Regions from separate parts of the Homo sapiens genome. Here region 1 is linked to region 2. A link is a contact called in ENCODE Hi-C or POLR2A ChIA-PET data. All regions are on one chromosome and are shown on one strand. The core of a region is the stretch at or near the end of the contact, and the rest is flanking DNA. Distances in the headings are between cores, read along the strand shown.

Region 1 (3,443 bases), core at 658-3,157, 81 kb before region 2:
GATGCATAGCACGCCATTCACAAATAATAAAATAGGCCAGTCACGGTGACTCACGGCTGTAATCCCATCACTTTGGGAGGCCGAGGCGGGCAGATCACCTGAGGTCAGGAGTTCAAGACCAGCCTGACCAACACGGAGAAACCCCGTCTCTGCTAACAATACAAAATTAGCCAGGCATGGTGGCATATGCCGGTATTCCCAGCTACTCAGGAGGCTGAGACGGGAGAATCACTTGAACCTGGCAGGCAGAGGTTGCAGTGAGCTGAGATCACACCGTTGCACTCCAGCCTGGGCAGCAAGAGGGAAACTCCATCTCAAAAAAATAAAATAAAATAAATAAACAAATAATAAAATAGAAGATACTCTTCATTGTAAGCTCCATATACTGATGGATTCACAGAAGGTTTTTGTTGCTTTTTTGCCAAACTCTGGGATCAGTTGCCAGCCCAGGCTTGCCTTTGATAAATGAGTGTGGTTCTGACTTGAATGGCTGTGGGTATTTTCATTTAAGTTAACCAGTAAAACGAAAGTGAAACAACGAAGGAATAGGTCAAACTTCTCGTTCATAATGATGTCAGGAACTTCTTTCATAAATCAGGGAATAGTTTTTTAATACTACTTCCTCCATTCCTGTGCTCTTAGGAACATAATGGGCTGGGTGTGGTGGCTCATGCCTGTAGTCCCACCACTTTGAGAGACCGAGGCCACTGGATCACTTGAGCCCAGGAGTTTGAGACCAGCCTGGACAACACAGCAAAAACCCGTCTGTACTAAAAAATACAAAAATATTAGCCAGGCATGGAAGTGCACGCTTGTAGTCCCAGCTAATTGGGAGGCTGAGGTGGGAGGATTGCTTGAGCCCGAGAGTTGCAGATCACAGTGAGCCAAAATTTTGCCGCTGCCCTCCAGCCTGGGTGACACAGTGAGACCCTGTATAAAAAAAAAAAAGAAAAAAAGAAGAAGAAGAAGAAAAGAAGGAACAAAAGAACATAATGGCTACAAACAGGACACACTTTTTTGTTTGTTTTGTTTTGTTTTTTGAGATGGAGTCTCGCTATTGTCACCCAGGCTGGAGTGCAGTGGTGCAATCTGGGCTCACTGCAACCTCCGCCTCCTGGGTTCAAGCAATTCTCCTGCCTCAGCCTCCTGAGTAGCTGGGATTACAGGCGCCCGCTACCACGCTACCACACCCGGCTAATTTTTGTATTTGTAGTAGAGACGGGGTTTCACCATGTTGACCAGGCTGGTCTCGAACTCCTGACCTCAAGTGATCTGCCCGCCTTGGCCTCCCAAAGTGCTGGGATTGCAGGCGTGAGCCATCGTGCCCAGCCAACAGGACACACTTTTAAGTTTAATCTGCATGATTAACACTTTTTCATCACTTTCTTTTTTTTTTTTCTATCACTTTCTAAAGTATAGACAATCAACAAAAGAAAAAATCAAGTCACGATTTGTCGTGTTTACCAATTTCTGTTGAGTAAAAGCTCCAGCCATAGCTGGCTTCAAGCTACCATTAGGACAGCGCTGAAGGCAGAATTGGGCCGAGATGTGCAGCAGCAGCTGCCCCTGCGTGGCGTTTTCCACCACACACAGGGGACACAAAGAACCCGGGAACATGTGAATCTGAGGAAATCACTAGGAAGGAGTCAGTAGTGAGCATTTATTATTGTTGTTCTTTACATAATTTAATTGTAAATGCCAATCATTTAATTTGTAATCATGGCTGGGTTCAACAACGGGTTCACAAAATGTCTGAGAATGTGGCCAACGGCTCTTGCCAGCCCGTACGGGTGGACCAGCTTCATCTGGCTGTGTGAGCTCACTCGGTCCTCACACAAATCCTATTAATTCAACATTCATCTGACAGGTACGTGCTGGGCACTGTGCCAGATGCCAGGGACACGTCGGACAAGGGTGTGGACACGCCCCGACGCTTGCAGCTCTTATGTTCCAACAGGAGATGCAGGCTGGAAACACCATCAACATCCAGAGGATACTGTCTGTAAGGAGGTGAGGGTGCTATGTAAGCAGGAATAAGGAGATTGGGAGTGTTGGTGGGGACAGGGCTGGGACCGTAGTGATCAGGTGGTCAGGGCCAGCTCATTACAAAGATGACATTTGAGTAAAGACTTGAGTGAAAAAGAACCATGCAGTTATTGGAGAAAGAACATTCCAAGTGGTGGCTACAGTCAGTTCAAAGGCCCTGAGGCAACACCAAGTCAGTGTTTGAGGATTAGTGGAGGAGCCCGTGTGCCCAGAACAGAGTGTATAAGGGAGAGAGGGGTGGAAAAGAAAGCCAGGAGGTCACGGGGACACATGAGGCAGGGCCTTGGATGTCAGAGGACTTCTTAGGGTGTTGAGCCTAGAAAGTCTCCTCTCCCCTTTGCAGATGAATACACTGGTGCTCGGAGTCACGCCGGTGGCCGGCGGGAGAGCGGGGAGAAGCCTGGGTCCGTCTGGCTCTTACCACACCATGCTCCTGCTTCCACATGGCAGAGGGACAGTCAGCAGGTGTGCAGCGCCCCAGCTCCTACTTGTCTCAACAGTCCTAACTGGCCATGGCCAAGAGTTCTGTCAGGTCAGTCCCCGTGGATCTGGACCTCTGCCTGGGTGGCTCACGGGGCAAGCTGGGAGGAACAGAGACTCTACTAGGTATTAGGACCCAAGGCCCATAGAGGCTCCCACACGAAGCTGAAGACAAGGCTGTCTAGGACAAGTAGATGAGTCACATCTAGTCTGACACGCAAGTCACTGGGGTGCACCCCACTTGCAGGGGCATTCCTCCCACATGAGTAAGTTGCTCAGCTGCTGGTGACCTGGGGAGGTGCAACCTTAATGGGATGAAGAGGAAAAGGGGCTGGGTGTGGTGGCTCATGCCTATAATCCCAGCACTCTGGGAGGCCGAGGCGGGCAGATCACCTGAGGCCAGGAGTTCGAGAACAGCCTGGGCAACATGGTGAAACCCCTTCTCTACTAAAAATACAAAAAAAAAAAAATTTAGCTGGGCATGTGGTGCACGCTTGTAATCCCAGCTACTCAGAAGGCTAAGGCAGGAGAATTGCTCGAACCTGGGAGGCGGAGGTTGCAGTGAGCCAAGACTGTGCCACTGCACTCCAGCCTGAGTGACAGAGGGAGTCTCTGTCTCAAAAAAAGAAAAAAAAAAAAGGAAAAGAAAGGGTGCGTGTAGTGTAGCTGGGAGGAGGGTGACCGAGCATGCAAACACCACTACTGGGGCACCCCAGCAGGCTTGGGGACTGATGAGGCCTCAGCTCAGAAAGCCTGCTCCAGGCCCCTCCTCCTCCGCCCTCAGCCACGTGAGCCTGCTCATCCTGACTACAGCTGGACACCTGACCCTGGGGCCACCACTAGTTTCCCCCAACAGGGATGACGAGGATTAACGGGACAGCTCTCAGCCTGGGAGGACTCTGGTTGCTGGAATGAGC
Region 2 (3,622 bases), core at 381-2,880:
CTGCCGTGAGTAGCATTTATTAAAAAAAAAAAGTTTCTCTATAGAAATGCTGTATTGCCCAGGCTGGAGTGCCGTGGCACGATCTTTGCTCACTGCAACCTCCACCTCCCAGGTTCCAGTGATTCTTCTGCCTCAGCCTCCCGAATATCTGGGATTACAGGCACGCGCCACCATGCCTGGCTAATTTTTATATTTTTTAGTACAGACGGGGTCTTGCCATGTTGGCCAGGCTGGTCCCGAACTCCTGAGCTCAGATGATCCACCCGCCTTGGCCTCTCAAAGTGCTGGGATTACAGGCGTGAGTCACTGCACCCAGCCATGATGCTAATTTTTTTTTTTTTTTGGAGACAGGATCTTGCTCTGTTGCCCAGGTTGGAGTGCAGTAGTGTGATCATAGCTCACCACAGCCTTGACCTCCTGGACTCATGTGATCCTCTTGCCTCAGTCTCCAAGGTAGCTGGGGTTACAAGAGGTGTGCCACGAGACCTGGCTACTATTTTTATTTTTATAGAAATTGGGGGTCTTACTGTGTTGCCCAGGCTGGTCTTGAACTCCCGGGCTCAAGAGATCCTCCTGCCTTCACCTCCCAGAGGGCTGGGGTTGCAGGTGTGAGCCACTGTGCACCGAAATGATGTTAATTTAACTCACAAGGCACAGAAGCGTTTTTGGCAGCCTCAGCTCCTATGGCCTGGCGTGTCCTCGCTGGACTCTGTGTATTTGGAAAGAATGGGCTCCTGATGCTGGCAGGGATGGCTACTGTCTTTTGAGGCACGTTTATAGGATATTCCTCCTTGAAGCTGAAACCTTGTACTTTCCATGTCCCTGCTGCATCAGCAGGAAAGGCTGCCACTGACCTCACATTCATATTTCTTTTTTTTTTATTATTATTATTATACTTTAAGTTTTAGGGTACATGTGCACAATGTGCAGGTTAGTTACATATGTATACATGTGCCATGCTGGTGTGCTGCACCCATTAACTCGTCATTTAGCATTAGGTATATCTCCTAAAGCTATCCCTCCCCATATTTCTTTTTCTTTTCTTTTTTTTTTTTTTTTTTTGAGATGGAGTCTAGCTCGGTCGCCCAGGCTGGAGTGCAGTGGTGCTAGCTCAGCTCACTGCAACCTCTGCCTCCTGGGTTCAAGTGATTCTCCTGCCTCAGCCTCCCGAGTAGCTGGGATTACAAGCGTACACCACCACGCCCAGCTAATTTTTATATTTTTAGTAATGGAGTTTCACCACGTTGGCCAGGCTGCTCTCAAACTCCTGACCTCAAGTGATCCTCCCACCTCGGCCTCCCAAAGTGCTGGGACTACAGGCATGAGCCACTGTGCCCGGCCTCACATTCATATTTCTTTGGGTTCAGTACAAGTTGCATCCTGCGGTCACTGCCTTTAGAGGCCCCTGTCCTGTGTGAATGCTGCTTATGGGGACATGTGCCCCCCAGGATGGCGAATCTCAGCCCTCTGAAGCAGGGGAAGTAAGACAAAGTAGTGAGATTGCATCCAGAGAGGAACGGGCGAGGGGAATTCAGGATTGAGGCGTGGTCATGAGTCCTTCTCACACTGCTCCTGGCAGCGCTATGAGAGGTGGTGGCACAGGACATTTGTAGGATGCCCTGGAGGAGAAGGGCGGGCAGGAACTGGGCCAGCAACGATGACAAAGCACAGTCTCCAGCCACAGGAAAGCAAAGGGAATGACAAAAGTACTAGCAGAACCCCCAGCCCAACCTAGACCACGGGGTGCTCCAGAGAAACAGCCAATAGATAGAAATATCAGCATTCAAAGAGATTTACTGAAGGCACTGGCTGATGTGATGGTGGGGTCTGGTGAGGCGAGTCCCAAACTGCAGAGCAAGCCTTCCTCAGAGGCAGCCGGGGCGACTCAGACAGGAGCTGGCGCTGCGGTCCACAGGCGGAGTTGCTTCTTTTCAATGAATTGATCAGACCCACCCAGATTATTCGGGGTAAGCTCCTTCACCTCAAGTCACAGCAGCGACTGGATTTGCGTTTGCCTGAGTACCTGGGGGCTGTGGCCTAGCCGGGGAGAACACCTTAGCCTGACGGATCATCCTTGGGCTCAGCTCCTCAGTGCTCCTGCTGGTCATGCCGGCGTCACTCACATGGCTTCGGCTTGGCTGGGGCTGGATGGCCTGGGATGGCCTTTCTTGCGTGGCTGGTGCTTGGTGCTGGTTGTTGGCGGGGCTGTCTGTCTGCAGCAGGCCAGCGTGGATCCTTTCTTCGGTGGTTCCAATGGAAGCTGGGGTCCCATGTTTGCTGACGTCCCAGGGGCCACAGCAAGTTGCATGGAAGCCATGTGAGGTAAACTCCAACCTCTTGACCAGAGGAGTAGCAAATGAGTGACCATACAGGATCTGGAAGAATTTGTGGCCACTTTGGGGGTCATTTGTACCCTCTCCAGAGGGCAAGATCAGAAAACAGTTTAGCAGCCACTGAGCCTAGCACTGCTTGGATTGTGTTAAATGAGTGGAAGATTCTTAATTTCCTAGACTTGCAGGATGGGGCACTGGCTATTCCCGTCGTGTATTTCCTCCGGCTGCCACAACAAAGTTCCATGCCCTGGGAGCCCTTCTAGGGGCTCCCAGAAGTTAATTTTCTCACAGTTCTGGAGGCTGGAAGTTTTAGATCAAGATGTGGGCAGGGTTGGTTTCTTCTCTCCTTGGCTGTAGACGGTGTCTTCTCCCTGCGTCCTCATAGGGTTGTCCCTCTGTGCACATCTGTGTCCTCATCTTATCTCTTCTTTTTTTTTTTTTTTTTTTTGAGATGGAGTCTCGCTTTGTCACCCAGGCTGGAGTGCAGTGGTGCGATCTCCGCTCACTGCAAGCTTTGCCTGCCGGGTTCACACCATTCTCCTGCCTCAGCCTCCCAAGTAGCTGGGGCTAGAGGCGCCCGCCACCATGCCCGGCTAATTTTTTTTGTATGTTTTTAGTAGAGATGGGGTTTCACTGTGTTAGCTAGGATGGTCTCGATCTCCTGATCTTATGATCCACCTGCCTCGGCCTCCCAAAGTGCTGGGATTACAGGCGTGAGCCATCACGCCCGGCCATCCTCTTCTTTTTTTTAAGACAGAGTCTTGCTTGGTTGCCCGGGCTGGAGTGCAGTGGTGCGATCTTGGCTCACTGCAAACTCCACCTCCCGGGTTCAAGTGATTCTCCTGCCTCAGCCTCCCGAGCAGCTGGGATTACAGGCATGCGCCACTACACCCGTAAAGACAGGGTTTAACCATATTGGCCAGGATGGTCTCGATCTCCTGACCTCAGGTGATCCACCCGCTTTGGCCTCCCAAAGTGCTGGGATTACAAGTGCGAGCCACCACGTCCGGCCCTCATCTCCACTTCTCATAAGGAAACCCGTCCTGTTGGGTTAGGGCCACCACAATGGCCTTATTTTAATTTAATTACCTTGTTAAAGTTCCTCTCTCCAAATGCAGTCACTTTCTGAGCTGCTGGGAGTTAGGGCCTCAACATATGGATTTGCGGGGGACACAGTCTGTCCCATAGCACTTGATCCGTCCCCACCTCCTCCCTGCTTTGTGCTGCGCTACATGGCTTACATTTGTTGGTGCCCACTGTGTGCCAGGCCCTGTGCTGAGTCCGTGTGT

Evidence for each region. A loop is a pair of places that touch in the nucleus more often than their neighbours do. ChIA-PET counts read pairs that join two places held with the same protein, here RNA polymerase II (POLR2A). Pooled maps may share reads with other maps.
Region 1: POLR2A ChIA-PET joins it to region 2 with 25 read pairs in PC-9. The contact joins two enhancer-like sites. A Hi-C loop is called at or near these places in 3 of 168 maps with a recorded cell type or tissue (ascending aorta, cardiac septum and dorsolateral prefrontal cortex) and 8 of 50 pooled maps. POLR2A ChIA-PET finds 5 or more read pairs at or near these places in 8 of 52 experiments (CD4-positive, alpha-beta T cell, H1, HEK293T and 5 more).

What each region holds. Positions count from the first base shown.
Region 1 is chr17:79,850,080-79,853,522 of GRCh38, reverse strand. No RefSeq gene overlaps it. Among named protein-coding and RNA genes, the nearest start is that of CBX4, 12 kb to the right of the region's middle. RefSeq lists an enhancer at 2,091-3,290. Within about 2 kb of position 1,907, at least 7 of the 41 ENCODE cell types and tissues checked have a DNase peak (open chromatin) inside an H3K27ac peak, as active enhancers do; they include PC-9, where a contact is called at or near this core.
Region 2 is chr17:79,768,244-79,771,865 of GRCh38, reverse strand. No RefSeq gene overlaps it. Among named protein-coding and RNA genes, the nearest start is that of CBX2, 8.1 kb to the left of the region's middle. Within about 2 kb of position 1,630, at least 2 of the 41 ENCODE cell types and tissues checked have a DNase peak (open chromatin) inside an H3K27ac peak, as active enhancers do; they include PC-9, where a contact is called at or near this core.